Linked DNA regions of Homo sapiens: region 1 is linked to region 2. A link is an interaction called in ENCODE POLR2A ChIA-PET data of the cell type or tissue named here. Cell type or tissue: PC-9. All regions are shown on one strand. Each heading gives the region's core, and the rest is flanking DNA. Links, peaks and the distances in the headings are about the cores only. Region 1 overlaps ATP13A3 (ATPase 13A3). Region 2 has its middle 37 kb from the start of ATP13A3-DT.

The links. ChIA-PET counts read pairs that join two places held together with the same protein. Peaks named below come from ENCODE experiments on the same cell type or tissue, not always from the same donor. Only the 100,000 strongest peaks of a DNase experiment are listed, where the experiment ranks them.
Region 1: POLR2A ChIA-PET joins it to region 2 with 11 read pairs; 5 of 35 experiments call an interaction of 5 or more read pairs at or near these places.

The regions. Positions count from the first base shown.
Region 1 is chr3:194,437,930-194,454,133 of GRCh38, reverse strand. ATP13A3 (ATPase 13A3) reads left to right here. Exons shown (of 34, transcript NM_001367549.1): 10 at 356-428; 11 at 3,858-3,989; 12 at 5,498-5,677; 13 at 6,125-6,282; 14 at 7,019-7,207; 15 at 9,348-9,409; 16 at 12,673-12,823; 17 at 15,162-15,278. Among named protein-coding and RNA genes, the nearest start is that of ATP13A3, 41 kb to the left of the region's middle. RefSeq lists enhancers at 3,437-4,636, 6,132-7,331 and a silencer at 14,608-14,808. In PC-9, for the core only: no CTCF peak of the experiment used is centred there; a DNase peak (open chromatin) is centred at 6,723; H3K27ac peaks cover 654 bases.
Region 2 is chr3:194,515,976-194,532,179 of GRCh38, reverse strand. No RefSeq gene overlaps it. Among named protein-coding and RNA genes, the nearest start is that of ATP13A3-DT, 37 kb to the right of the region's middle. RefSeq lists an enhancer at 11,106-11,400. In PC-9, for the core only: no CTCF peak of the experiment used is centred there; DNase peaks (open chromatin) are centred at 9,359 and 10,519; H3K27ac peaks cover 4,003 bases.

The sequences.
Region 1 (16,204 bases), core at 2,930-10,929, 76 kb after region 2:
TATATGCTCCTTCTCCCCTCCCTTTTTGTTTGTTTTGCTGGTTGGGAGGTTGGGGATAGCAGGTGCTTTGTAGAGTCAAGACTCTACCACTTGACTGTCTAGAGACCATAGGGATCTGTAGTTGCTGATCACAGACTGGAATACTGGAAGGTACTGTTTTCAGGGCTATCCTGTTAAAGTGCTTCTTGTTTTGTCTTGAACTAAAACAATGAATACTCTGAATTTCTGACTCGACATTTTATAAAGATGGAGTGATATGCATTTATTGAATTAACTTATTTTTTTAGCACTCTGGCTTTTTTCCTGAGGAGTGGGTTCATATTGGCTAGTTTCTAACTTCTTTTTCCTCTTTCAGCAATATGTTATGTTGCATGACATGGTGGCAACTCATAGTACCGTAAGAGTTTCAGTTTGTAGAGTAAATGAAGGTAAGTAATTGAATGTTGGAAGAATAAATCAAAAAAGATACCTGTTAGGCATAATGTGTGAAGTAAGCCCAAAGTATAATACATATACATTCTTTGATTGATTGATTGATTGAGTCAGTGTCTCTGTCACTTAGGCTGGAGTGCAAAGGCACAATCTCAGCTTACTGCAGCCTTGACCTCCCAGACTCAAGTAATCCTCCCACTTTAGGCTCCCGAGTAGCTGGGACTACAGGTGCATGCCACCATGCCCAGCTAATTTTTCTATTTTTTTTTTTTTTAGAGACAGGGTTTTGCCATGTTGCCCAGTCTGGTCTCAGACTTCTGGGCTGAAGTGATCTGCCCACCTGGGCCTCCCAAAGTGTTGGGATTACAGGTTTGAGCCACTGCACTGTGCACCCGGCCTTTTTTTTTTTTTTTTTTTTTTTAAAGTCGATGTGGTCTCACTGTTGCACAGGCCTGAGTGCAGTGGCTCAACTTACCCTCCTGTCTCAGCCTCCCAAGTAGGTGGGACTACAGGCTTGTGCCACCATTCCTGGCTAATTTTTTCTCTTTTTTTGAAGAGGCGAGGTCTCACTGTGTTGCCCATGCTGGTCTTGAATTCCTGGGCTCAAGAGATCCTCCTGCCTCAGTCTCCCACAGTCTTGAGATTACAGGCTTGAGCCACTCTGCCTCGCACATACATTCATTTTTTTAAGAACTAAAAGTATACATTTCAGTTCCTGAGTTTGTATCAAATTCATTTATTTATATAAAATTGTATTTTTCTTCTATGTAGCAGGCACTATGCTAGGCTCTGGGGATTCGGTGTAGAGATAACAGTAGTAACAGTAACAATACAGTGTGACAAATGCTATGATAAGGAGAAGTCAGCCAACTTATGTATTAGGGGAGCTCATTTACTGTAGGTATCAGGGATGACTTCTTTGATTAAGTGCTTGTAAGTGATGACTATTTGAATTAGCCAAATAAGAGGTAGGTGAGAAGTTGATAAGGGGAGGCTGAGAGAAGGAGAGAAGAGGGTTCTAAATACCCAAAGGCCTAGAAATTAGAGATTGTGTGGACATTATAAGAACTGAAAGAAGAAATTTAGTATGACAAATACAGCAACTATAAATGATGGATAGCTCTCTGAAGCATGTTAGGGATTTGGGCTCAGTCCAAAAGACAGTGGAAAGCCATTGAAGGCTATTATTATTAATTTATTTTATTTTATTTTATTTTTTCGATAGAGTCTCCTTCCCAGGCTGGAGTGCAGTGGCAATCTTGGCTCACTGCAACCTCCGCCTCCCAGGTTCAAGGAATTCTTGTGCCTCAGCCTCCTGAGTAGCCGGGATTAGAGGCATGTGCCACCACGCCCAGCCAGTTTTTTGTATTTTTAGTAGAAACAGGGTGTTACCATGTTGGCCAGGCTGGTCTCTAACTCTGGGTCTGAAGTGATCCACCCGCCTTGGCCTTCCAGAGTGCTGGGATTACAGGCGTACACACCATCACACCCAGCTAATTTTTGTGTTTTTAGTAGAAACAGTGTCAACCTTGTTGGCCAGGCTGGTTTGGTACTCCTGGCCTCAAGTGATCTGCCCGCCTTGGCCTCCCAGAGTGCTGGGATTACTGGCATGAGCCACCATGCATAGCCACCATTGAAGGGTTTTAAGCAGAGGAGTGATAAAATACTTGCCCTTTGGAAAAAAATCATTCTGGCGTCCACATTCAGACTGGTTTAGAGGAGAGTAATACTGAAGACATGCCCCCCCGAATCAAGGTAGCAATTGCGGAGATGAAAAGAAATGAGTTCAAAAGATACTTAAATGTGACCATTGAACAGGATTTGACTCATTGGATATGAGGCCATGGAGCAGTGTCTGGCTAGGTGGATGGATGTTGGTGCTGTTTAGTTAAATAGGAAACTGGAAGAGAAGCAGGCTTGCAAGAATGGTAATATTTTGGACGTGTAACTTGTCTGGCAAGATGTTGAAGAGGTAAAGGAGGCAGCACAGCATCATGGGCCTTGGAGGCAGAAGCCGCTTTGATTTACTCAGAACACCAAATCAGTCTCCATTTTCTTGACTCAGACTACACCCAAGAGATTGCTTCCTTCCCTGTGCTTCCTGGCCACTTGCTACTCTAGCTAGGAAGATCTGCCTCCCTTAGCTGAAGTCTAAGATGTGTAGCTTATTGATGCCTCTCCTCTTCTTGTTCTGCTGTTGCTGAATATAATGGGGATGCCAGGGCAGACATACCATTCAACTTGAATCTTCCTTACCCACTTTGTATAGTCTTACATGTCATTGATACCTTGTTTTCTGGTACGCCTAAAAGGAGTAGAACTTCAAGTGGTATTTAAAAGCTTTAAGAAAAGTCAAATTTTTACTTTTTTCTTCCCATCTGAGGAATGGATTTATTTTCTTTTTAAAGAAATCCAAATTTTTAAAAGAAGGGATCTTATTTTTAAAACGAAGATCGATAATATCTACTATGTACTAAATGTCATTCTTTAAAAGTTGTTCCCTCATAATTTAGTAAATTACTTCCTTTTTTAAAAAAAGGAAAGAAAGAGTGTTTGTCTTACAGGCTAACATCACAAACAATAAGTTTCTTCTCATCCATCTCCATTTATAAACTAGTGTGACTGTCTTCTGAGCACAGTATTAAACCTGGACAGGGAGAGGGAGGGTGTTAGAGAATGAGAGGAAAAGAGAGAGAATACCTACATATAAGGTGACCCTAAAGAAAAGCCTTTCACCCTTCGGAAGATCTTTTCATTTTCATTTTTCTTTTTTTCAAACACCAACTTGTACCAGAGGGAAGATCTTTTTTTAAAAGTGTTTCACTAAAATTTGTAAGGAAATAATGAGCTAGATAAAATATTACAGTGTTTATTTAATGAATTTACTCATATTTAAAATAATATCTAAAAAGAGTAATTTAGGAATATTGAGGCAATGAGACTTGAAGGTTATAAATAGTGGCAGTGAGAAAAGGAATATTATAGATAAGCTGTTGAAAAGAAAAGATGCTAAGTTTTCTAGTGCTTCCTTCTGTTTCCAAGGGATTATAGAAATCGGAGTTTGTTTGACCTGTTTCACAGGCATCTCCTTTGTGGACTCATTGTGTCTCTTCCTTAGGCTAATAGTCACCATTTATCATGGACGGTTGTCATGAGTGTTGAAGCACACTTAACCTGCTTCGTCAGAGGGTACTTGGCATCACCGGTGCACAGCTGGTGTCCTAGCAGGAGACTAACTAGCTGACACACCGTGCTTTGTTAGCCTAATAATCTTATTTGTTAAAACTTGCCATTTGTTGGATTTTTCTATTTTACCCCATTATAAACTTCTTATTGAGATCAGATGACTTCTGAATAGCATTTGCTGTATTTTTCCAAGGTAAAGAATATCTTTTTCAGATTTTTCTTTCTTTCTTTAATTTCAGAAATAGAAGAAATCTTTTCTACCGACCTTGTGCCAGGAGATGTCATGGTCATTCCATTAAATGGGACAATAATGCCTTGTGATGCTGTGCTTATTAATGGTACCTGCATTGTAAACGAAAGCATGTTAACAGGTAAGCTAAATGAGTAAATATCAACATGAGTTGTTCATGATATATCATGACTAAGTTAGTGAGTAAGCCTTTTCAAAATTAGCTATGTCATTTGTACCTTTACTCATGAATATGTTGGATATTGGAGATTTAAAATTCTGAGTAGACCGAATTCTGCATTATACTCAGCTGTAATACTAGATACTGTGCTATAGTGTTGGTCACATCTCTTGACCTCACTCTGGCTACTCTTTGGACCTTAGGAAATGGTTTAAGGTTAGGGAAGTGGAAAGGCGGCCTTTTCCCACAGAAAATGTGGCATACAGTATTTGGTTCCCCATTTGATGTGTAAAAAGTGGGAATAAAGAAAGATTTTATATTTTTCTTGAACTGAGGAGATACAGGCTTTAAAATGACTTCCCTTTGGAAATTCACAATCTTGAGGTAGAGCTTGATTTTTTTTTTGTTTTTTTTTTGTTTGTTTGTTTTGAGACAGAGCCTTGTTCTGTCACCCAGGATGGAGAGCAGTGGTGCGATCTTGGCTCACTGCAGCCTCCGCTCCCAGGTTCAAGCAGCTCTTATGCCTCAGCCTCCCGAGTAGCTGGGACTACAGGTGTGTGCCACCATGCATGGCTAATTTTTGCATTCTTAGTAGAGACGGCTTCACCACGTTGGCCAGGCTGGTCGTGAACTCCTGTCCTCAGGTGATCCATCCACCTTGGCCTCCCAAAGTGTTGGAATTACAGGCGTGAGCCACTGTGCCTGTCCAATATCTTATTTTAATCGTGTGAATTTTTTTTTTAATTGTCCTAGTTGATCTGGCTAGAAAATGATTTATATGTAATACATTTTGAAACTGTTAAGAGTCGTGTCTTAAAACACACAAACACATATCTCGTATCTTAAAACACACAAACAAATACATATCTGACACACATGCCTTCTTTGAAGCAAGAAATGTGAATGCTGCAGAGAATTAATTTTAAAAAGAATTTGGCTGTTTGTGGTTGTTTGAGAGAACCACCACATTACTCATTTTCACATCTCTTTTTTGCCCAGCTGTCTTTTCTGTTCTGTGTGTGTGTGTGTGTGTGTGTGTGTGTGTGTGTGTGTGTGTGTGTAGGGGTGGATCGGGGTAGGCCCTCACATCTCTTCTGTACAGTGCTTTCCACTGTTACCATTAGTTCTTAGAGGTGCAGGGACTATAGCAACTACTTAATCTTTTTTGAAATTATTTGAAACTGAACAATGCAACTGTTTCTAAATATAAACAAATATTACCTTTGAGCCACAAATCACTTTCTGGAATTATTGTGGGAGATAATATTTGATACTTCTATGTGAGGAAATTGGTAGACAAAAAATTAAGCCATGTTGTCCACATATACAACTCTCAGTGATTATTGTAAACAGTATGGTAGCATTTAAAATATTTAACAATTTAATATTTTTTGGTGTTCGATACTGATTCCTGTGCTTTCGTTTAATAATTTGTAAACTGTTTTTGTTGTTGTTGTTGTTTTTTAAAGGAGAAAGTGTTCCAGTGACAAAGACTAATTTGCCAAATCCTTCAGTGGATGTGAAAGGAATAGGAGATGAATTATATAATCCAGAAACACATAAACGACATACTTTGTTTTGTGGGACAACTGTTATTCAGACTCGTTTCTACACTGGAGAACTCGTCAAAGCCATAGTTGTTAGAACAGGTAGGAAACATCTTAATTAATCTCTTTTTGCATGTTTCAGCATATTTGATACCTACTAAATGTTTAAAAAGAGATTCTGGGCTGGGTGCTGTGGCTAACGCCTGTAATCCCAGCACTTTGGGAAGCCGAGGTGGGCGGATCATGAGGTCAGGAGATTGAGACCATCCTGGCTAACATGGTGAAACCCCGTCTCTACCAAAATTACAAAAAAATTAGCCGGGCCTGGTGGCGGGCGCCTGCAGTCCCAGCTACTCGGGAGGCTGAGGCAGGAGAATGGCGTGAACCCAGGAGGCGGAGCTTGCAGTGAGTCGAGATCACACCACTGTACTCCAGCCTGGGTGACAGAGCGAGACTCTGTCTCAAAAAAAAAAAAAGAGAGATTCTGTTTTGGGAGATAATTCTCATTTTCTTATAAAAATATCAATAATTGTCTTCTTTTTTTGAAAGGATTTAGTACTTCCAAAGGACAGCTTGTTCGTTCCATATTGTATCCCAAACCAACTGATTTTAAACTCTACAGAGATGCCTACTTGTTTCTACTATGTCTTGTGGCAGTTGCTGGCATTGGGTTTATCTACACTATTATTAATAGCATTTTAAATGAGGTATGTATGTGGGACTCTTAATAGGGTTTGAACCTCAATTATTTATCATATGCAGCTATTGAGGATTTGAAATGTGGCTACTGAGAATGAGGAACTAAAATTTTAAGCTAATTTAATTTTAATTAATTTAATGCTAACAAAGTCATGAGACTAGTAGCTATGATATTAGAAAGCCCAGCTATAGAACATTTCCATTGTAAAGGATACTTCTTTTGGGTGCCTCTGGTTTAGATGGTCTTTTACTTGGTCTTGTGACTTTAAAAAAAAAAAACAGGAAAAAAAACCCCCCCACATAATCACCAAAAGCTTTATTTTCTCTTTTTTACCTCTGAGATGTAATATACAGTGTTAAAATGATTTGTGGTTAGTTAATTGAAGGCGCCGCTTGTCAGAAGTGGAGAGTGGTACAGTAAGGTGTGTGCACGCTGAGTCAATATCTGATAATGATTGTTGACCGGCTTTGAAGTGTGTCATGTGTGAAGTATGTAGCGCCTTGAAAATGAGATAAGTTTCTTTTGAAAGTAGCTGTCATTCTATAATCCATTGAGCTTTTTTATTTTGCAGAAATATCTGAAGAAAAAAATTATATATGGTTAATAGATATGTATATACACACACATACATAAAATTGAAATATACAATTGAAAATGGCTTACAGATTTTCACTAAAGAAATACCCATATTAAATCCGTAAATAATACTGGGGATTTGACATTTATTTTTGTGTTAATTGTAGGTACAAGTTGGGGTCATAATTATCGAGTCTCTTGATATTATCACAATTACTGTGCCCCCTGCACTTCCTGCTGCAATGACTGCTGGTATTGTGTATGCTCAGAGAAGACTGAAAAAAATCGGTATTTTCTGTATCAGTCCTCAAAGAATAAATATTTGTGGACAGCTCAATCTTGTTTGCTTTGACAAGGTGGGTTCAGTTTCATAGTTACTTTCAAAGGTTACTTCGTAGCGTTTAAATATTTAGATCAATGTTTTTTATTTTCTTTGTCAACAAATTTGGACACATTCTGTCATGTTCCTCTAATTTTCCTTTTCCTCCACTTATTTGGTATATGCATCATTTTTCTATACCATAAGTTCTCACTTAACATTACTGATAGGTTCTTGAAAACTGCAACTTTAAATGAAATGAAACCAGTTTTACCATAGGCTAATTGATACAAATGAGATTTAAGTTCCTATGCCATATTTTGGTCACAAAAAATCACCAAACTTCTAAATAAAGATCTAAAACACTTCTGATATTAATCATTGAAATAAATATGAGCTATACATTCATTTAAGAAAGAAATAAAAACAAGTAAGGTAATTATTTACCCAGTTGTTTTATTTCAGGCTCCTGGGTAGTGGGAGCGTATCTCAGCAACTGGCGGAACGAGGCAGGAACCAGCCCTAGACAGGATGCCATCGTATCGCAGGGTGTACTCACACTCGCGCAGACTGGGACCATTTAAATGTGCTGGTTCACTTAACTTGCGTAGCTTTGATGTGGGAGGAAACTGAAGTACCTGGAGTGAAACCCATGCAGACAGGGAGAGAACATGCAAACTCCATGTAGATAGTGGTCGCGGCTGGGCCTCAGCTCTCCCCACCACTGGCACCCATCGTGTTATAAAAAAAGACGGACAAAACAATCGTATTTGAGGACATGCTATATTTCTTATTTTCTCAATTTTTAATACTTTGGATATTGCTTATTTGCTCAAAGCTTCAGTTAACTCCAGAATTAGGCCTAGTAGTATTAATAGTAGTAGCAGTAAAGATTACGTGACCTTTAATTTTTTAGACAGTAATTCTTATTTAACACAATAGGCTCCATACATATATATTTATTATGATTTTATTGCTTGTAAGTGTGTATGTTTAGTGTTTGCTGTATGATTTTATTGAATATGTTTAAGAATTATGAAGGTCACTGATTTTATGTGAAAATGACAAATTATGTACCTGTGTGAAGTATATCTTGCCTCTTAGAAAGGTTTCTCCTTTCCTGAGCTGGAATTTTCTTTAAAGTTTTCTGAGAATTAAACTTTGACCAGAAAACCTTCTATCAAACTTTTCTGGGTAACTGATGTGATACAAATTTGATTTTTGTGCATTTCATTATTACAGAAAAAAATGGGAAACATGTTCTGTTAGAAAAAAATATGTCACATACTGCTACAATTATTTCATATTTATCAGTTCAAAAAATTTCACTTATGCTTGTCTTTTTTGGAAACTTTCCTAAAAGTTTTAAGACAAAAGTGGAGAAAAGATGTGTGTATAATAAACACTCATTTACTCATTACCCAGCTTTATCAGTTATCAACACATTGTCAGTCTTATTTTATCTATCTGCTCATTTTGAAGGGGACAGCATCAGACATTATTTCACTCATAACTACCTTAGTATGTGTCTAGAGGATATTTAAAATATCACTATCACATTTAACAGAATTAGCAATTCTTTAGTTTTTCTAATATCCAGTTGAGATTTCCTCATATCTCTAATTTTTACTAGTTGATTTTTCAGTCAGAATCCAAATAGGGATTACATTGCTTACAATTAACATGTAACAATTGCCTTTACTTACCCCTTATCTCCAGTTATTTTGTTGAAGAAACCAGGTCATTTACCTTGTGGATTTGGCCAGTTGCTTCCTCCTGATGTACTTTAACCTGTTCCTCTTGGCCCTCCTTATACAGTAATCCTTCCTTTTTTGCTTTATAGGCATCCTTTATTGATTGATAAGATAGGTTAACTGGTGCATCCTTCCATTGATTTTTTTTTTGATAGTATAAGCACGTAAATATATACCCCTCTCTGCCCTTACGCAGAAGATTTGTGATCATTGTTTGCACCCCCTCTCCCACTTTAACCATATGTCCTGGAAGCCATTCTCTGTCAGGGATCTTGCCTGTTTCTTTTTTTAACTCTGTAGAACTCCATTATGTTATATGTAGCATAGTTTCTAATGCTGTGTGGTTGCTTTTTATTTTTATTTTTGGGTTTTTTTTTGAGGCATCATCCATACTTTGTGCATGTGTGCTTTTTTGTTTTTTAGACTGGAACTCTAACTGAAGATGGTTTAGATCTTTGGGGGATTCAACGAGTGGAAAATGCACGGTAAATATTAGTTAGACTTGATAGTTTATTAGTTTATTTTTAATATTTTAACATGTGCAACATTCAAACATAAAGGAAGTAATAGACAACTGTGTACCTATACCAGGATTAAACCGTGGACATGTTGCCATATTTGCTTCAGATCGCTTCCTTTAGAATATTAAAATATTATAGAAGTTGCCAAAGTCCCACTGTATCCCTTCCCCAATTCCTACTGCCATTCTGAAATTATTTTTGCATATTTTATATTTTTTCTAAGTATAAATCTATAAATAAGTATCCATGAATGATATACTGTACATATGTTTTGCTGCTTTTTTCCCCTCTCCAAACTTTGTTTTCAAGATTTATCCATGTTGATATGTGCAGATCTAGTTTATTAATTTTAACTGCTCTGTCTTATTCCATTGAATGATTAAACCTTGTCTGTTCTTCTACTAAGGGACAATTCTGTTTTTTCTTCTTTTTTCTCTGCACTGTTGCAAATAGTGCTGGAATTAAAGTTCTTACACATAAGTCCTTGTAGGCATGTGGCTGAGTTTCAGTAAGCTAGATCCCTGTAAATGGAAAGGCTGGGCCGTAGCATGGGCACGGCTTCAGCTTTATGCTTTCTCTCTCAGTGGGTAAAGATCTTTTTACTCCACATTCTTGCCAAACTTAATATTGTCAGACTTGTAATTTTTGCCAGATGGATGGATATGAGTATTACATTGTGGTTTTTACATTCTTCTCATTTCTTATAAAATTGAGCATCTTTTCACATTTTGGAGGGAGGGTCATTTAGCATTCTTCTGTGTATTGTGTGTTTATATCCTCATTTTTCTGTTGGGAAGTCTATCTTATTTGTTAGAGGTCTTTTTTATTTTCTGGATAGGAATCTTTTTCAATATTGTGTATTGAAAATTATCCTATTAGTCTCTGGCTCATCTCTTTACTTTTGTTTCTGTTGCTTTTTGAAGCTCAGAAGTTTTACTCCTGTAGTTTTGTTTGTGTCTTCCCCCCTCCCCCTGTCAAAAGTCTGCTAAATTTTGGTGTATATAGCTTGAGAGACAGTATTGTTTGGCCAATGTAATTTCAAGAGTTGTTGTGTCTTGGAAAATAGTATGTCACGTTGTGACCTTTCTTATCTCTAGTAATGCATGTTGCCTTAAATTCTGTTTTGTCTTATAATTATATAGCTCTATACCAGCTTTCTTTTGCCTGATGTTTGCCTAGTGTGTGTTTTGCCACTTGTTTACTTTTCAGTCTTTCTGTGCCATGATGTGCACATTTATTCAGATATATTAGAAATTATTTCTACCATTGCTCCCCCAATTTACATACACATTTTCACATTCTCATTTTTTCTCTCATTTTCTCACTTTATGCATCCCAATCTTATACTGCTTGTTCTTACATTATCAATATTTATACTTAAAGTTCATGGATGTTAATACTGCCTTTTAACCACTCCCCTGCCCCCCAAAACAAACCTATGGACTGTAAGATACTTTTGGTTATTCTCCTCCCTTCCTATATGTATTTGTTGCATAATATTTTCTGATTATTATTTTGGTCTTATACAGTCTGCATGCTTAGATTTACCTAGGTGTACTAATGCCTTAACCATTGCATCTTGTGTAAATTGCCATCTTCTGTAACTACATTCATTTGCTTTGTTTCACTGTCACTCTTTTTTTTTTTTTTAAGTGAAAGCAAATTTAAGAAAGTAAAGGAATAAAGAATGGTTCCTTCATAGGCAGAGCAGCCCACTGTCACTTGGGTGGTAGTGTAACTATACAGATTTCTAGGTTTGACATTTGTGTTCTCTCAATACTATGAAGCTGTTATTTCATTTCTCTTAATACCTTTTGTTAATTGGTACTGATAAATCTTAGTCTTTTTAGTAATCTTTTTTTTCTCTGGTTGCTTGAAGAATATTTCTTCACCCTTAATTTCTGCAGATTCACTGTGATCTTTTTATTTGTGTGTACAGGATTCATGATGCTTCTTGATTTCATGCTTTCATGTTTTTCATAAATTCTGGAAAATTTTCAGGCCTTTTTTACTTCCATTATGGCCTTTTCCTTGTGTTTTGTTTTCTCTCCTTCTGGGAATCCTAACCATGTGTTGGACAACACATGGTTTACTTGGTTCTTTCCAAGTCTGCTCCCACCCCTACTCTCGCATCTACAGTGTCTTACTCTTTGTATGTCTAATTTTAAAATGCCCTTTTTGCATTCTTTCAGATTTGCCATTCTGTTATCTTAAATTTACGGGATTCTTTATTTTTTTATTTTAAACATAGGAATTGGTATGGGTGTCTCGCTATATTTCCCAGGCTGGTTTTGAACTCCTGGCCTCAAATGATCCTCCTGCCTCAGCCTCCCAAAATGCCGGGATGACAGGCATCAGCCACTGCCCCTGGCCAAATTTATAGGATTCTAATTCTGTCTTTGTTATGTCTGTTGACACTCTTGGTGAATTGTTTGCTAGCGCATCTTTAAATTATGGACTCATTCTTAACAGAATTTTCTTTGAGCTCCCCTCTGGAGAAGTTCTGACTTTGCTTGGCTAAGAGCCCCAGTGGTAATCAACGGTGTCATACAGGCTTTAACTGACCTCCTGTGTTTCAATCCTTGCTCTGCTACTTATGGACGGTGTAACCTGGGACAAGTCACTTAACCACCCTGCTTCAGTTTTCTCATCTATAATGGGGGTAATAAAACACCTTTTCTATGGTGTGAGGATAATGGGCCAATAAATTTAAAGTTCTTAGAATAATGCCTGGTGCATAGTAAATATTATGCAGATATTAGCTATTTTCTTGGACTTTGGGTGAGGAAAAAGACAAGCTTATTCATAATTAATGCCTTTAGGTCTGTGGGTGAATTTTTTCTCATCTGCCCTTTTCCCAAGGGCGTGTAGCTCTTCAAGAGTACTGGCTTTCCTGAGTCAGAGGGATCCTTTCAGTACCAGCTACCCACTTTGCATGGGGCCAGACTTTGTTTCCTGTCCTTTTGTGGGTATTAAATCCCAAGTTCTTAGTTTACTGAGATGGCCCCCTCCCTTCATCCCCCCAGCAGCCATAGCATCAGCTCAAGTTCACACCCCTCTGGTTTTCTTTTCCCTGTATTTCTGACACTTGACAGTTTCTCTTTCTTAGGAGCTCAGATTGGGATTTAAAAGATTTTTTTTTTAATTACAAAACCAGAAAAGCCCTGTTAGAATATTATCTTGAATCTTAGAATTTATGAAACTAATTCAGTGTGTCTTCTGCTTAGATTTCTTTCACCAGAAGAAAATGTGTGCAATGAGATGTTGGTAAAATCCCAGTTTGTTGCTTGTATGGCTACTTGTCATTCACTTACAAAAATTGAAGGAGTGCTCTCTGGTGATCCACTTGATCTGAAAATGTTTGAGGCTATTGGATGGGTAAGTCAAATATTTTAAAATACAAATAACTTTAGGAAAATAATAGTTAAAAATTAAATTACCTCATACAAGGATTATTTCTGCTTTTTGTTTTAATGACAGTCTATCTTGTACCCTAAAAGGAGCTATGTAATTTCTAAAGCTACATCAACTGGAGAAATATTTTAAAAATCATGCAAAAGTAACTTTTAGTTAACCCATTTAGTACACCTTTAATAGAGGCTGACCAGCTCAGGCCCCTGCTTTGTGTTTAAGGTAAACCAGGGGTCAGCAACTTGGGGAGGGTAGAGCAGAGCCAGTAAGATGATCTCAACTGACACAATTTCTTGGCCACAGGCAAAGGTGTATAAAGTCGTTTGTCTTCATTGCTCTTTTTTACCTGTCTTTTGTTTACTGTGTCCACATACATGCACATGTTTTTGTTTGTTTATAACTTCCTTCTATTTTTGCCATTGGGACTTTTAATTTCTAAGTGCCTGCTTACGTTCTCTGGTTGTTATCATTTTACAGCATTCAGTTCTTCTTTTATAAATACAAAGTCAGTTCATTTTAGAGTTCCCTTCTGGCTTCTGAATTATTTATTTTCTTTGAGGTTATGGTCTCCTCTGGCCCCCACCCCATGGCTGGTGTCTCTCCTTCATGCTCTTGGTTTTCATTGTACATCTGGATGGCACTTTTTTACTCTAAAAATGAAGATCTGATTTGGTAATTCTGCATAGCTGCAGTGAGCTACTTCAAATTTTACCCTTGCCCATATGTATGTTAGTGTTTCTGATCGTGAAGGCTTGTTGGGGGATGGGGGATGGTGCTTGCTCTGTGTCTGGTGGGGTCTTATCGACAGGGGTTCTTAAAGTTTCAAAGGAATAGTTTCAGAGTTAGCCTCTCCGTTGCTTTCCTCACCCATTCTCACCATGCTTGCACATGTGGAGCTCTGTACTCTGGAATCCTCACCCTCATGTCAGCAGCCTTTGCTCTGTCAGACATTCAGTTTATGTCTCTGGAGGAGGACTCCCTGGTTTTTTGTTTGGCTTTCTTTAGCTCAGCTACTCTGGCTGATAAGTGTTCCTGCCTCACCTGGTATCTTGTGTTTGTTCTGGGCTACTGTTTCGTTCCCGTTTGTATCCATCCATAGGTTTCAGTTTGCCCTTTGTTTCCATATTTGAAATCCCTTCCTTCAGGTTTGTTTTCTGTTTACATTTACAGGATCCTCCCTTCCCTCTTCCCTGCCTCCCCACCTCCCTCCCTCCCTACCCACATTTTGAAAGGGAGAGAGGGAGGAGGTGACTGGATAAGTGCTCCATCTGCCAACTACTGAAAGTCCATGGTAAACACTCTTGAAGTTTAATTCTGAAAAGGAGGCCTCACTTCATTTATAGAGAGAATAACAAAAATGGGCTGATTTATCGTTCTTCTCTAAGCTTTTCTCCAACTGAATAGATTTTCAGTAGATTTAGTGTTCAGTGTTGGTGTATCTTCAAAGAAATTAAGAAAATGTGTATAATGGCATATTTCATTGGCCCTGAGTTGCTTTGATGCTTGATCCCACCAGAGCTTACTTATCCGTGAAATGGTTTCACATAGCCAGTCACAACTGTGACTTGATGTGATTGGTGTCATATGATACAAGATGCAGATGTCATATGATACAAGATGCATCCCAGTTTTAGAGATGTTAAGATACGAAAAAAGGTGTCTTAGAATTGTACAAAATTGGCTAATTTTTCACAGTTCCCTATTGTTTTCTCATTTATTGATCCCACTAATTATAGTGTGTGTTTAATATACGTTTTTCTTCGAATGTTTTTCACCAAAAAAGGTTCTTTAAAGTATTAGCTTAACTGGAAGTATTCAAGCTGAGAAACTCTAAACTCATATCTTTGTGCTTTAGCCTGTTCTTGACCCAGCGGTTCTGCTAACCATATCTGAGCTCTATGTACTTTTGAATCCTTTCTTGGTAGCAGAAAGGAATCACTGGATGAGCCTGAAAATTCTGGGGACTACAAGAACCTTTTATCTTTTGCAGAGCTAGTCTCTAAACCCAACAAGTTGTAAGAGTGAAGTGAGATCAGTTTCTATTTCTTTATTCTGCTTCTAACCCTGAATGAAGCAACCCTTCTCCCATGGGTTGCTAGGTATCTAACTCACCATCTTTGTTCATATTTTCTTTTACTTATGTTAGTGATCCAGTAGTGCTCATTTGTTCCTTGGACATACATTTTTTTTAATTATTGAAAATGGCCATAATGTTCTATTTAAAAATGGAACCATGAATTCAGTTTTATGAAGCAGTGCTTGAATGTTGTGTTTTTGTTTTTTTTTGTCTCTTTTTTTTTTCCAGATTCTGGAAGAAGCAACTGAAGAAGAAACAGCACTTCATAATCGAATTATGCCCACAGTGGTTCGTCCTCCCAAACAACTGCTTCCTGAATCTACCCCTGCAGGAAACCAAGAAATGGTGAGAAATCACTTAAAGCTAGATAAAACTGTTGGTGGTTACTTATATTTATTTTTAATTTTTTTCAATTTTTATTTTTTATAGAGACAAGGTCTTGCTATGTTGCCCAGGCTGGTCTCAAACTCCTGGGCTCAAATGATCCCCCTCAACCTTGGCCTCCCCAAGTGCTGGGATTACAGGTGTGAGCCACCACCCCCAGCCTGCTTACTTACATTTAATTCTCATTTTGAAATGTTGCTAGAAGAGGAAGTCACAAGTCCTTTATTTAACTCTTATGCAGAGATAGGAATATTTTAACTGCGTTTATCAGAAACTACACCTCTGTGTTGAGATATAATTCTCAGTACTATCACTTTTCTTTCCTGTTTACTGAGCAGCTTAGTGCCTTGTGATTTATACAGCTGGTGGTTAATCCTCTTAAATTGCATCTGTATTCCTAGAATTTAATAAAAAGTATGTATGAAAGGCTTTACTTTTAGGTGAATTTTTAAATATATTCCCCTTAGTTTATTATTACTATTTTTTAAGTTACCTGAAATTTTTTTTACATGTATAAGTATTACATATCCAAGAAATTTACCAAGATTCTAATAAACACCACTTTATCTTATTTGTATAACTGGTTGGCAAGATTCTGGGTAATTCATTTTCCTTCCTGTTTATATTTGTTCTTTCCAGAGTTTATTATTATTTTTTGAGCTGGAGTCTCGCTCTGTCACCCCGGCTGGAGTGCAGTAGTGAGATCTCAGCTCACTGCAACCTCTGCCTCCTGCGTTCAAGTGATTCTCCTGCCTCAGCCTCCTGAGGAGCTGGTATTACAGGCGCACGCCACCACACCCGGCTAATTTTTGTATTTTTAGTAGAGATGGGGTTTCACCATGTTGATAAGTCTGGTCTCGATCTCCTGCCCTCAAGTGATCCACCTG
Region 2 (16,204 bases), core at 5,303-13,302:
GTTTCAGGAAACCCCCAAATTTGCACACTTACAAACTTGTAAAAAAATCCAATTAGAAAACGGGTAAAAGACATGAACAGACATTTCCTGAAGAAGCTATACAGATGGCAAATAAGCACATGAAAAGAGTTCAACATCATTAGCCATTAGGGAAATACAAAATAAAGCCACAGTGAAATATTATTTTGCATTTTGCATGTAGCATAATAATATTTTTTATTTTAGGCTGGGCACGGTGGCTCATGCCTGTAATCCCAGCACTTTCGGAGGCTGAGGTAGGCAGATCACCTGAGGTCAGGAGTTCGAGACCAGCCTGGCCAACATGGTGAAACCCCGTCTGTACTAGAAATACCAAAAAAAAAAAAAAAAGTTAAAAAGATATTTTTTATTTTTGCCTAGCAGAATGGCTAAAATGAAAAATAATGACAACACCAAATGCTGGCAAAGATGTAGAGAAACTGGGCCACAAAAATTGCTGGTAGGAATGTGAAATGATACAACCACTCTGGGAAAAGGTTTAGCAGTTTTTAAAAATAAAACCGTGCGGGCTGGGCGTGATGGCTCACACCTGTAATCCCAGCACTTTGGGAGGCTGAAGCGGGTGGATCACGAGGTCAGGAGATCGAGACCATCCCGGCTAACACAATGAAACCCTGTCTCTACTAAAAGTACAAAAAAATTAGCCAGGCGTGGTGGCGCGCGCCTGTAGTCCCATCTACTCGGGAGGCTGAGGTAGGAGAATTGCCTGAACCCAGGAGGCGGAGGTTGCAGTGAGCCGAGATCTCGCCACTGCACTCCAGCTTGGGTGACAGAGGGAGAATCCGTCTCAATAAATAAATAAATAAATAAATAAATAAATAAATAAAACTGCATGAAACTACCATACAACCCACAGTTGCTCTCCTGGGCATTTATCTCAGAGAAAAGAAAACTTACATTCACACCAATTGTTCATAGCGACTTTATTCATAATAGCCAAAAACCAAGTCATGGTATATGCACAGGACGGAACACTACTCAGCAATAAACAGGAGCAAGCTATTGGTGTGTGTGTGTGTGTGTGTGTGTGTGTGTATATGTAATGAATCTCATATGTAATGAATCCCTAGGGAATTAGGCTGAGTGAAAATAGCCAATCTTTACAAATTGTATATTGTATATTGTATGCTTACATTTATCTATATTACACTCTTGAAATGACAAAATTATGGAGAAGAGACTAATAGTTGCCAGGAGCTGGGGGCGGGGAAAGAGGTGAGTGTGGCTATAAAAGGGCAACACAAGGGGTCCCAGTGATGATGGAACTGCTCTGTGTCTTGACTTCATCAATGTCAACAGCCTGGTTGTGATATGTTACTATACTTTACAAGATGTTACCACTGGGGGAAGCTGGATCAAGGGATCTCTCTTTTTTTCTTTTCTTCCATAAGTAAGGAAACAATCTCTGTATTATTTCTTATAATGTGAATCTATAATTATTTCAAAATAAAAAGTTAAATTAAATAAATCTGTACACAAATGTTTATAGTGGTTTTATTCATACTCATTAAAAACTGGAATCAATCCAAATGCCCAAGAACTGGTAAATGAATATATAAAATGTAGTAAAACCTTACAGTGAAATGCTACTCAGCAATAATAAAGAATGAACCACTGATATGTAAAACACGAATGAATCTCAAAAGCTTCATGCTATGTGAAAGGAGTCAGACTCAAGACTATCTACTATATAATTCCATTTATGTGAAGTGCTAAAAAAAAGTCCAAAATCTTAGTTATAAAAAGCAGATTAGTGGTTGCCAGGAGGCAGAGGGTAGGGGTGTAGAATGACTGAAAAATGTTTCAAGGTAATTTTTTGGGGGTAATGAAAATATCCTATCAATTTCATGATTGTGGTAGTGACTATATGATGGTATATTTGTTAAAACTCATTTATTGTGCACTTAACATTGGTGAATTTTATTGCATTTAAATTGTACCTCAATAAAGTTGACCCCAAAATTGGGCTAATAAATTTAGACTATTTTGCGACTTGCTTTTTCATTTAACTATATGTTGTGGACTTCTGGCTTCCAGACAGAGAGCTTTACCTCCTTTTTAATAGTTCCATAGTCTTTCATTGTATGGATGCAGCACAATCCCACAATTAATTTAATTAATCTTTCCTTGATGAGCATTTCTGCTGTTTCCAATTTTTTATTCTTTTTTAAATTTATTTATTTTTTTTGAGACGGAGTCTCGCTCTGTCACCCAACCTAGAGTGCAGTGACATGATCTTGGCTCACCGCAACCTCTGCCTCACAGGTTCAAGTGATTCTTCTGTCTTAGCCTCCCGAGTGGCTGAGATTACAGGTGTGCGCCACCATGCCCACCTAATTTTTGTATTTTTAGTAGAGACGCGGTTTCACCATGTTGGCCAGGTTGGTTTCAAACTCCTGACCTCAGGTGATCCACCCACCTCAGCCTCTCAAAATTTTTTATTCTTACAAGTAATGTGATGGTTAACCTTTTCATGTATCTTTGTATACCAGAGAAATTGTTTTTATTGAATAGACTTCTAAAAGTGATATTTCTCGGTTTAAGGATATATGTAATTAAAATTTTTGGCCGGGTGTGGTGGCTCACGCCTGTATTCCCAGCACTCTGGGAGGCTGAGGCGGGCAGATCACCTGAGGTCAGATGTTGGAGACCAGCCTGGCCAAGATGGTGAAACCCCATCGCTACTAAAAAAATACAAAAATTAGCTGGGCATGGTGGCATGTGCCTGTAATCCCAGCTATGCAGGAGGCTGAGACAGGAGAATCGCTTGAACCTGGGAGGCAGAGGCTGCAGTGACCAAGATTGCGCCACTGCACTCCAGCCTGGGTGACAAAGCAAGACTCTGTCTCCAATAAATAAATAAATAAATAAATAAATAAATAACATTTTCGTGTGAAGCACCAAAATGCCTGACAAAATAAGGTTGTGTCAACTTGCACTGTGATCAATAGTGAATGAGTCCTGTGGCTATTTCTAAGGCATTCTTTCTAACCTTATTTACTTGTTCCTTTTCCCACAGCCTTTTCATCCAGTTGACGTTTTTCTTTTCACAGCTCTCTGTAGGATTTCTGTAGCTCCAAACCTTGACTGTTGATGCTTTGTTAGGGCCTGTAGAATGACCTCGTTATTTGAGGATCATTCGATCAAAAAGGAGCACATATGATGGTGGAGAGACAGACATGAAAAGCAATTACTATATAGCATGAAAAATGACAAGAGACTTGTATATTACATATACTGATAATAATGATGAAAGAGAAGATGATGTTGTTGCTGATAATAGCTAAAAATTATTTAGCACTTACTATATGCCAGGAAGAAGTCAAAGAACTGTATAGACATTAATTCATTTCATTCCCACAACAACCCTCGGAGGTAGAAATTATTACAATTTTCCCCATTTGGCCGAGCGCAGTGGCTCATGCCTGTAATCCCAGTACTTTGGGAGGCCAAGGCAGGCAGATCACTTGAGGTCAGGAGTTCGAGATCAGCCTGGCCAACATGGTGGAATCCTATCTCTACTAAAAATACAAAAAAATTAGCAGCGTGTGGTGGTGTGCACTTGTAATTCCAGCTGCTCGGGAGGGAGGCAGGAGAATTGCTTGAGCCCGGGGAGGCAGAGGTTGCAGTGAGCCAAAATCGTACCACTGCACTCCAGCCTGGGTGACAGAGCAAGACCGTCTCATAAAACAAACAAACAAACAAAAATTGCACCATTATACAAACCCCTTGGCTGGGCATTGAAAAATGAGTAGGAGTTAATTAGGTGAAGAAAGGGCATGGATTAGGCCACGCGGTGGCTCATGCCTTTAATCCCAGCACTTTGGGAGACCGAGGTGGGTGGATCACTTGAGGCCAGGAGTTGAAGACCAGCCTGGCCAACACGGTGAAACCCCATATCTACTAAAAATACAAAAATTAGCCAGACCTGATTGCAGATACTTGTAATCCCACAGCTACTCAGGTGGCTGAGGCACGAAGATCACTTGAACCCGGGAGGCAGAGGTTGCAGTGAGCTGTGATGGCACCATTGCACTCCATCCTGGGCAATAGAGTAAGACTCTCAAAAGAAAGAGAAGGGCGGGGGTAGGGGTGTGGAGAGAGAGGGAAGGAAGGCGGGGGGAGAGGGAAAGAATGGAAGCAAGGAAGGAAAGAAGGAAGGAAGAAAAGAACAAAAGAAGGAAAGAACAGAAGAAAGAAAGAAAAAGAAAGAAAGAAAGAGAAAGAAAGAGAAAAGAAAGAAGGAAGAAAGGAAGAGAAGGGGAGGGGAGGGGAGGGGAAGGGAGGGAAGGGAAGGAGGAAGGAAGGAAGGGCATGGATTAAATGGAATCCTAGGAAGAATGAAAAAATGAAAAATGTTTAGTGTGTACAGGCTGGGCATAATGGCTCACACCTGTAATCCCAGAACTTTGAGAGGCCGAGGTGGGTGGATCACTTGAGGTCAGGGTTCGAGACCAGCCTGGCCAACATGGTGAAACCCCATCTCTACTAAAAATACAAAAATTAGTCAGGCATGGTGGTACACACCTGTAGTCCCAGCTACTTGGGAGGCTGAGGCAGGAGAATAGCTTGAACCCAGGAGGCAGGGGTTGCAATGAGCCGAAATGGCGTCAGTGCACTTGGCCTCCAAAAAAAAAAAAAAAAGGAAGAAAAAAAACGGAAGAAAAGTGTGTACAAAGGCACACTTTGTATGATAAAACAAAGTGCATTCAGATGTCCTGTGAGTAATTTCAGATGGCTGACATCCAGAGGGAACTAGGGGACAGGAGAAGAAGAAGCTGGAGCAAGCTCATGAGTAAGTGGACGTGAATGTTTCTCATTTCCTCTTGCTAAGTGCTTTCTCACACACTACGCATTTTGCTGGCGCAATCTTACTAATTTGTACTTTCTGATGAAGTCCAGGGGAAGACTTCTCGTTAGGAAGTAATTCCCAGATTGAGATGCAAATGTTGAGAAGAGTCAACCAGACAGAAGAGGAGATGAGTGTTCCGGCAGAGGAAGCTGTGTGAGGTGTCATGGCTGCAATTTTTCTTTCTTTCTTTCTTTCTTTCTTTCTTTCTTTCTTTCTTTCTTTCTTTCTTTCTTTCTTTCTTTCTTTCTTCTTTTCTTTCTTTCTCTTTCTTTCTTTCTCTTTCTTTCTTTTTTTCTTTCTTTCTTCCTTCCTTCCTTCCTTCCTTCTTTCTTTCCTTTCTTTCTTTCTTTTTTTTTTTTTTTGAGACAGGGTCACTGCCCTGTCACCCAAGCTAGAGTGCAGTAGGGCGATCTGGGCTCACTGCAACCCCCACCTCCTGGGTTCAAGCGATTCTCCTGCCTCAGCCTCCCGAGAAGCTGGGATTACAGGCGTGCACCACCACAACTGGCTAATTTTTGTATTTTAGTAGAGATGGGGTTTCACCGTGTTGGTCAGGCTGGTCTGGAACTACTGACCTCAGGTGATCCGCCCGCTTCGGCCTCCCAAAGTGCTGGGATTACAGGTGTGATGAGCCACTGTGCTTGGCCCATGGAATTTCTAAGGAACTGGCTGGTATTGAGGATGGCTAGGTATAAAATGTAAAGGGGGAGGAGACACAAATGAGGCCAAATAGGGTGGCAAAGACCAATCCATGTAGGCCACATTAAGGAGTTCAAACATTATGGTGGTTATAAAACCAATCAATGAAAAAGAAATGACCAAATATCCCCTCTAGGCAGGCCATGCTCCGGGGGCAAAGAAGATACAATGATGCGCAATATGATCCTAGCCTTCCAGAGGGCAAAGAAGATACAATGATGCGCAATATGATCCTAGCCTTCCAGAGGGCAAAGAAGATACAATGATGTGCAATATGAGCCTAGCCTTCGAGAAGCATACAGACTAGCTGGGAAGGTAAAACATGAGCAAACATAAGGAAGGTGATCAATGGTTACTAGCCACATATAACAAGAGATAAATGTGAAATGTTGGAGTTTACAAGAGAGAAAGACAACTGGTTGGGTAAGAGGCAGGGACAGTGGTAGGGAGAAGGGACAGGAGTGGGGCCTTAAAGAATGGGTACACTAGGCCAGGCACAGTGGTTCACGCCTATAATCCCAGCACTTTGGGAGGCCGAGGCAGGTGGATCACCTGAGGTCAGGAGTTTCAGACTGGCCTGACCAACATGGAGAAACTCCATCTCTACTAAAAAAACAAAAGTTAGCCAGGCGTGGTGGTGCATGCCTGTAATCCCAGCTACTCGGGAGGCTGAGGCAGGAGAATTGTTTGAACCTGGGAGGCGGAGGTTGTGGTGAGCTGAGATCGCGCCACTGCACTCCAGCCTGGGTGACAGAGTGAGATTCCGTCTCAAAAAAAAAAAAAAAAAAAGAAAAAGAAAAAGAAAAGAAAGAGTTCTCAGTGAACACTTAGTGTTTCTCATTATTTTGCACCTCTTCTATTGAATGTAGTCATTCTCCTTTGTTAGGTCAGGAACCCATGAGAGCATCTGACTGAAAAATCACAGACCATCACCCTATCCAAAAATGCATATATGGGCCAGGGGTGGTGGCTCATGCCTGTAATCCCAACACTTTGGGAGGCCAAGGCAGGCAGATCACTTGAGGTCAGGAGTTTGAGACCAGCCTGCCAACGTGGTGAAACCCCATCTCTGCCAAAAATATAAAAAATTAGCCGGGTGTGGTGGCACACACCTGTAATCCCATCTACTCAGGAGGCTGACATAGGAGAATCGCTTGAACCTGGGAGGTGGAGGTTGCAGTGAGCTGAGATCATGCCACTGCACTCCAGCCTGGGTAGCAGAGCAAGACTCTGTCTCAAAAAAAAATGTATATAGGTACACATGTATATGTACCATTTTGCAACATCAGGATGCTGAAACTTCATAGGTGGCTGAAACTTGCAGTCTTCAGGTTGAGAATTCCTGTCCCTCTGTGTCCAGCAGACAAGTGCTACCTGAAGGCCATGACGAATTGAGACAAAATTCTAACACTGCTACGTTATTGAGAGAAAGGATGAGAAGGTATGAAACAAATTTTAATGATGAATTTTTGTGGATTTTTGAAATGCATAAATGGGATGATTAATAATAACAAAAAAGCTCTGTTTATATCATCATAAAACACACTATAAATCTACGGGATTCAGTCTCCACTTGTATATCATCTGACACAGAGCTGAAGGTGGAGGAGAAAGGTTAACCCTTCTCATTCCCTTCCCCACCCCACATACAGTTGGCCTTTTCTGGTCAGGTTTCCGAGGCAGTAAGCATTTTTTTGAGCGCCTACAATGTGCCAGACACTGTTCTGGGCACCTGGGTAGAAAGAAAGATCTTGAAGACTCTTGCCCTGTAGGGAAGTTTATAGCTTGGGGAACAGTGGAGGAAGAACAGAAAAAAAATCACACTAATATTTAATTACTTAAAAAAATTGTTTTTTCAAGGCTGGGTGCGGTGGCTCATGCCTGTAATCCCAGCGCTTTGGGAGGCCAAGGCTGGCAGATCACCTGAGGTCAGGAGTTTGAGACCAGCCTGGCCAACGTGGTGAAACCCCGTCTCTACTAAAAATACAAAAATCAGCCGGGCATGGTCGCATGCACCTGTAATTCCAGATACTCGGGAGGCTGAGATAGGAGAATCGCTTGAACCCAGGAGGTGGAGCTTGCAGTGAGCCGAGTTTGCGCCACGTCACTCCAGCCTGGGTGACAGAGCAAGACTCTGTCTCAAAAAAAAAAAAAGTTTTTAAAACAGAGGCAGGGTCTTGCTATGTCGCCCAGACTGGTCGCCAACTCCTGGACTCGAGTGATCCTCCCGCCTTGGCCTCCCAAAGTGCTGGGATTACAGGCCTGAGCCACTGTGCCTGGTTCAAATCACACCAATAAAAGGGGTCAAAGGATGTGTTCAAATAGACTTGTGGAAAAGCTGAGGCAAAAAGAGGAGGTACTAATTTTGCCTGGAGGCAGAACTAGAAAAGAGCCCTGAAAAATGGGGAGGAGGGGCAAGATTCAGGAAGTATTCCAGGCGGGGAAGCTTCTTTTTCCCCTTTTAGCCATAGGAAGATAGAATTCCTGGGTCCCTCTTCCTGCCTCCACTAGTCTTGTCACCTGAGTTCCATACCAGCTATTTCAAAAAGAGAAAAGGCCCAAGGGTGTACAACCTTCCCTCCAGCAATAAGTAAAGGTGGTTACTATGTGCGAGGAGCTCTGCCAAGCATTGCCCAACTGTTACCTTTAATTCATACAACGGAACGGTGGTGTGTACTGTCACCATTTTCCTGAGAAAATTGGGTTTCAGAGCTAGAACTTGTCTCTTGTCACACAGTTATGGAGTGGCTAAGCCAGAACTGAAGCCGAGTCGACCTGACTTCAAAATTCACCTTCTGGCCAGGCATGGCGGCTCACACCTGTAATCCATCCCAGCACTTTGGGTGGCCTAGGCAGGGGAATCACTTGAGTCCAGGAGTTTGAGACTAGACCGGGCAACATGGCGAGACCCTGTCTCTACAAAAAAATGGAAAACTTAGCTGGGCATGGTAGCGCGAACCTGTAGTCCCAGCTATTCAGGAGTTGGGAAGATCTCTTGAGCCTGGGAGGTTGAGGCTGCAGTAAGCTGAGATGGCACCGTTGCACTGCAGCCCAGGTAGTCTGGGCACCACAGCAAGACCCTGTGTCCAAAAAAAAAGAGAGAGAAAGTCTTTATTTTGTTTGTTTAGCTTTTCTGTGGCTTCAGTCTTTAGTTTCCTTTTTGTTTATTTATTTATTTATTTATTTCACTATGGAAAATTTCTAACATAAAAGGAGACAGAATGGTATCATAAACTTCCACGATTCTATCACCTAGGTTCAATAATTAAGAATTCGGCCAGGCGCAGTGGCTCACACCTGTAATCCCTGCACTTTGGGAGGCCAAGGTGGGCAGATCACCTGAGGTCAGGAGTTCGAGACCAGCTTGGCCAACATGGTGAAACCCCGTCTCTACTAAAAACAAAAAATTAGCCAGGTGTGGTAGCACACGCCTGTAGTCCCAGCTACTTGGGAGGGTGAGGCAGGAGAATTGCTTGAGCCCGGGAGGCAGAGGTTGCAGTGAGCCGAGATCGCACCACTGCACCCCAGCCTGGGTGACAGAGCGAGATTCCATCTCAAAAAAAAAAAAAAAAAAAAAAAAGAATTCATGGCTAATCTTATTTTATGACTAATCCCTTCCTGGATTATTCTGAAGCAAATCATATCATGGCATCATTTTCACCCATAGACTTCAGTATGCCTCTTGGATCCCTTTTACTTGATAAGTTCCTCCTGCTTGTAATGTATTTGTTGAAGAAGCTGGGTCATTTATCTCATGGAATTTCTCACCATCTGAGTTTTGGCGACTGCATTCAGCAGTATCATTTAACACGTTCCCTGTCCTTGGCATTTCCTGTAAACTAGTAGTTGGATTTAGAGTAGTGACCAGACAGGTTAGTGATTTTTGGCAAGACTACTTCATGACTGTTTCTCATCGGGAGGCACTCATGTATTTGTCTTTTGACCGTCATTGATGATCAAAGTCCAGGCCTGTTAATTTACTAAAGATGGCAAAATGGTGATATTGTAATCCTTCTAGTCTTTCTCTGTTTAATAGCTGTAATACATCCAAAAAAGGTTTCCCTGATCGTCTATGCAGTTAACATAAGCTATATTTGTCACTGGAAAGGTAATATAAATGCTTCTCTCTCTTTATTTGCCAATTTTCAAAATAACAAATGGATCCCTAGCACCCACCAAAAGTGACCAATAGATTTAATTTTTAAAAAGCATGAATTCATGGTTTTAAACATTTGATGAGCTTCAATTCATCACAGTTATAATTCTTATTGATGCTCAGATTATCTTATTCTTTGGTTAGTGGGGGCCTCTTCAAGTTGACTGAGTCTGTTTTTTTGTTTTTGTTTTTGTTTTTTTTTTAAGGGAGGGGGTTACTATGTTGCCCAGTCTGGACTGGAACTCCTGGGCTCAAGCCATCCTCCAGCCTCATGCTCCTGCCTCATCCTCCTGAGTAGCTAGGACTATAGGCAACTAAGTCTTTGTGATATTTTCTTTTTTTTAAACAGGGTATCGTTCTGTCACACAGGCTGGAATGCAGTGGTGCAATCATGGCTCAAGGGACCCTCAAACTCCTGGTATCAAGCGATCCTCCTGCCTCAGGCTGCAGAGTAGCTGAGACCATAGGTGCATGTTACCATGCCTGGTTAATTTTTCAATTTTTTGTAGAAATGGGGGTCTCACTATATTTCAGACTGGTTTCAGACTCCTGGGCTCAAGCAATCTGCCCTCCTTAGCCTCCCAAAGTGCTGGGATTATAGGCATGAGCCACTGCAATAATTTTGGTGATTGCAACCAGCAGTATGATTTAACATGTTCTCTGTCCTTGACATTTCCTGTAAACTAGAAGTTGGATTTAGAGTAGTTGATCAGATTTAGGTTAGGGATTTTGGCAAGACTACTTCATGACTAATGTTTTTCATCAGGAGGCACATAATATCTGGTATTTGCCTTGTGAAATCACCCTATTGTTCTTGATAAATGCTTGATTATCAGGTGTATAATATGATGTTCCAGGCTCATCTTGTACATTTCTTTCCCAGGAGCCCAGATCTGGAATCAGCCATTTTTCTAAGGAGCCCTGCTTTCTTTTAGTAAATGGCATTTAGAGATCATATTCTGTGTGCAAGAAATGCTTGCTTTTGAATTGATGATGGTTTCTAGAAAGAATTTTTTACAAGCAAATACTTTATGGATTCTTACTAATAGTTCTATTTCAAATTTAGGTAAGACTAAAGTGTTTCTACTTAACTTTATTGATCTTATATCCATACCTGGGATGTAAAACATCCCACTTTTCAAAACAACATAATTACTCATTGCTTTATCCTATAATACATGCAAAACAGTCTTACCAACTGTATTAGTCCATTTTCATGCTGCTGATAAAGACATATGCAAGACTGGAAAGAAAAAAAGGTTTAATGAACTTACAGTCCCACATGGCTGGGACGGCCTCACAATCATTGTGGAAGGCAAGGAGGAGTAAGTCACATCTTACATGAATGGCAGCAGGCAAGAGAGACAGCTTGTACAGGGAAACTCCCACTTTTAAAACGATCAGCTCTTGTGAGACTCATTTACCATCATGAGAACCGCACAGGAAAGACCTGCCCCCATAATTCGATCACCTCCCACTGGGTTCCTCCAATGACACACAGGAGTTGTGGGAGTTACAATTCAAAATGAGATTTCGGTGGGGACACAGCCAAACCATATCATCCCGCCTCTGGCCCCTCCCAAATCTCATGTTCTCACGTTTCAAAACCAGTCATGCCTTCCCAACAGTCTCCCAAAGTCTTAACTCATTTCAGCATTAACTCAAAAGTCCACAGTCCAAAGTCTCATCTGAGACAAGGCACATTCCTTTCGCCTAGGAGCTTGTAAGATCAAAAGCAAGTTAGTTACTTCCCAGATACAATGGGGGTACAGGTATCGGGTAAATACAGCCATTCCAAATGGGAGAAATTGGCCAAAACAAAGGCGCTCTGGTCCCCATACAAATCAGAAATCCAGCAGGGCAGTTAAGTCTTAAATCTCCAAAATGATCTCCTTTGACTCCATGTCTCGCATCCGGGTCACGCTGATGCAAGAAGTGGGTTCCCATGGTCTTGGGCAGCTCAGCCCCTGTGGCTTTGCAGGGTACACCCTCCCTTCTGGCTGCTTTCATGGGCTGGTGTTGAGTGTCTGCCGATTTTCCAGGCACATGTGCAAGCTGTCGGTGGATCTACCATTCTGGGGTCTGGAGGACAGTGGCCCTCTTCTCACAGCTCCACTAGGTGGTGCCCCAGTTGGGACTCTGTGTGGGGACTCCAACTCCACATTTCCTTTCCACACTGTCCCAGCAGAGGTTCTCCATGAGGGCCCTGTCCCTGCAGCAAACTTCCTGGATATCCAGGCGTTTCCATACATCCTCTGAAATCTAGGCAGAGGTTCCCAAGCCTCAGTTCTTGACTTCTGTGCACCCACAGGTTGAATTCCACATAGAAGCTTCCAAGGCTTGAGGCTTGCACCCTCTGCAGCCACGGCCCGAGCTGTACCTTGGGCCCTTTTAATCATGGCTGGAGTAGCTGGGATGCAGGGCACCAAGTCCCTAGGCTGCACACAGCACGGAGACCCTGGGCCTGGCCCAAGAAACCATTTTTTTCCTCCTAGGCCTCTGGTCCCGTGATGGGAGGGGCTGCCATGAAGACCTCTGAAATGCCCTGGAGACATTTTCCCCATTGTCTTGGAGATTAATATTTGGGTCCCCATTTCTTATGCAAATTTCTGCAGCCAGCTTGAATTTCTCCTCAGAAAATAGAATTTTCTTTTCTATTACATTGTCAGGCTGCAAGTTTCTGAACTTTTATGCTCTGCTTCCCTTATAAAACTGAATGTGTTTAAGAACGCCCAAGTCACCTCTTGAATACTTTGTTGCTTAGACATTTCTTCCACCAGATACTCTAAATCATCTCTCTCAAGTTCAAAGTTCTGCAAATCTCTAAGGCAGGAGCAAAATGCCACCAGTCTCTTTGCTAAAACATAACAAGGGTCACCTTTGTTCCAGTTCCCAACAAGTTCCTCATCTCCATCTGAGACCACCTCAGCCTGGACCTTATTGTTCATATCACTATCAGCATTTTTGTCAAAGCCATTCAACAAGTCTCTAGGAAGTTCCAAACTTTCCCACATTTTCCTGTCTTCTTCTGAGCCCTCCAAACTGTTCCAGCCTCTGCCTGATAACCCAGTTCCAAAGTCGCTTCCACATTTTTGGGTATCTTTTCAGCAGCACCCCACTTTATTGGTACCAATTTACTGTATGAGTTTATTTTCATGCTGCTGATGAAGACATACCCGAGACTGGGAAGAAAAAGAGGTTTAATGGACTTACAGTTCCACATGGCTGGGGAGGCCTCACGATCACAGCGGAAGGCAAGGAGGAACAAGTCACATCTTACATAGATGGTGGCAGGCAAGAGAGGGAGGTTGTGCGGGGAAACCGTTTTTAAAATCATCAGATCTTGTCATTCACTATCATGGGAACAGCGCAGGAAAGACCCACACCCATAATTCAATCACCTCCCACTGGGTTCCTCTCATGACATGTGGGAATTGTGGGAGTTACAATTCAAGATGATGTCGGGGTGGGGACACAGCCAAACCATATCACCAACACGACCACATTTCTCATTTCATTACTAAAAATGGTTTCAGATATTTTACAAGGTTTTTTGGTTTGGTTGGACTGGGTTTAAGTTTGGTCATTAGGGGATCTCCCATTAGGAATATACAGTGGAATTCCTGAGTGTTAAGGTCATTTGCAATAGTTTCTCACTGTGTAGTTACACCATCAACTCAACAGATTGACTTGTTTCATTTTGTCAAGTCTAATTTGGTTTTATACTTTTCTAAAGTACTATATCCACAAACTTCCAACATAAATCTATAAAACAAGATATATTTAGAAAAGTCTAGCTTCTATCCCAATCCTCTCACTTTATTTCCTCTCTCCTCCTATGTGATGTATGGTATATTCATATTCCCCTCTCCAATGATAGCATATTATCAGAATTTTCTTCACCTGGCTTTTTACTCATTAGGTTATATTCTGGTGATCACAACATATAACATAGAAATATGCCTCATTTCCTTTCAAAGCTGCATGGCACTCCATTATGTGTAGGTATCTTAGTTTATTTACTCCGTTCCCTATTGATGGGCATTGAGTTATTTCCAGTCTTTTGCTACTACCAATGTTTCTGTAATAAATAGCCTTATGTATATTAATTTTTGAATTTTTGACTGTGTGCCGTTTTTATTTTTATTTTTTTTAGAGATAGGGTCTTCCTATGTTGCCCAGGCTGGTCTTGAGCTCCTGAGCCCAAGAGATTCTTCCACTTTAGCCTCCCAGAGTGTTAGGATCGCAGGCATGAGCGACCACATCCAGCTGAAAGTGTGTCTTTAGGATGGATTCGTAGAAGTGAGATTTCTAGGTCAAAAGGTAAATGTCTATCTAAAATTGCTGGATATTGCTGCATTGCTCAAGAAACTTATTCTGTTGTGGAAGGAATTATAATGAAGGGATTAGGAAGTGGAGGAAGAAAACTGAGACCTCCCTGAAGGGCTGACATCAACCTCCCTATAGGAAGGACCCACCTTGACAGGTGGTTTGTTCACATGCGGCTGAGAAGATTAGGGTGCTTTTCACCCTTCCCAAATCCTCACTGAAAGGAGGTGGTGCCACTCCTCACCCTGAACCTGTTGCCATGCGCTGCCTCACCAGCTCCTTAAAAGGAAGGCAGTGGTTAATGTTAAAGCAAAATGAATAAGCCTCATAAACTAAAAAGTGGAAAATAACCTAGCAACTTATTACCATCCAATTTCAGTCAGTTCACTCCCTCAGGAAAGCAAATTGCAATCAGGAGATGGTGCCATGCAACCTGCAGCAGCGCGTTTGCAGAGGACAACCCAGGGTCGAATGGGCCATCTCCCTTAGCTGGAAAGACGGCAGGCCACGTTTCTCAGCACTGTTTTTTTCAGCTTCTGATGACACTGAGGATCTCCTGGAGAGTTCCCTGGCAGCAGAGCAAGGAGTTTTGATTTCTGAGTGTTTCCCTGGAGCAAGGGCCTGCCCTGTTGGCTACAGGCACCGTCTGGTGAAGTGTAGATCTGCCAGGCTCCTTGATATGCTTGTTCCAGCAAACTGATGGCACTATCTCTGATGCCTCCACCAGATTTTGCCACTGTCTACCTTGGATGGTCACCCTGCATGGACAGGCCTGGCTTTGCATACAAGGCTATATATTGTGGGGGACTGGTCAGAGCGGTGGAAAAACTATAGGGAAAGGATGCAAACCTTCTGAAAGGTCAGAAGGTTCTGCAGAGCCTGGGGGGAGAATAGCAGAAAGCAGCTGTTCTATAACCCTGGGGCAGAGGGCAAGGAGTAGGTACAAGGGAGTGTGGGGGAATTTATCTTAAACAGGCTTGTTTACTTATGTTGACCAGGAACTGACTGTTGATCATCCGCGTGCATGATGTTGCCTGAAAAGGGAATGATAAATGTTAATTACCTGCAGGTTGTGTTGGCTCCAGGTTTTCGTCATTGTGCCTGCACTGAATAAAAGCAAGCAGCTCCAGCTCTCGGGCTGCTCTCTGGACACTAGAGCCAGGCAGTCGCCTAGCTGCTCTTACACTGCATACCTCTGTCTGAGTACTCATTTCATCTGTCAGCCAGGGTCTGCGGGACAGACCCAGCAATACATGCCCTGAAGACGGGGGTCCTGTCAGCATCACCTCTGGATCCCCAGGAATGCTGGTGCTGACACCAGGGTTTACCACCAGCTGGTAAAACTAGGGCAGCCTAAAAATGGGAACCCCTTCCAAGCCTTTTGTGAGGATTTACAGATGCAGAGCTGTGGTATGGAGCCCTTCGTAAAGTATCAAGTCAAATACAGATGCTCCTCGACTTAAGTTGGGGTTACGTCCACCGGCCATGGTGGCTCATGCCTGTAATCCCAACTATTAGGGAGGAGGAGGTGGGAGGATAGCTTGAGCCCAGAAGTTCGAGACCTGCCTGGGCAATACAGCAAGACGCCGTTCTCCACAGAAAGGAAAAAAAAAAGACAAAAAAAAAAAAAATAACCAAGCAAGTGTAAGATGGGGTTATATCCCTGTAAACCCATCATCAACTGAAAATATCATTAAGTCAGTCACCATTAACTCAGGGACTGTCTGTACAGGCATTGTTATTATTAGAGTAAGCACTTGATAAATGCTTAACAAACGAGTAAATAAATAGTGGTGTGGAAAAAAAAGAATGATGAGAATAAACGTCCCCGAGGCCAGGCGTGGTGGATCACGCCTATAATCTCAGCACTTTGGGAGACCGAGGTGGACAGATCACTTGAGGTCAGGAGTTCGAAACCAGCCTGGCCAACATGATGAAACCTCATTTCTACTAAAAATACAAAAATTAGCTGGGCATGGTGGTGTGAGCCTCTAGTCCCAGCTACTCGGGAGGTTGAGGCAGGAGAATCACTTGAACCTGGGAGGTGGAGGTTGCAGTGAGCCGAGAACGCACCATTGCACTCCAGCTTAGGTGAAAGAGTGAGACTCTGCCTCAAAAAAAAAAAAAAA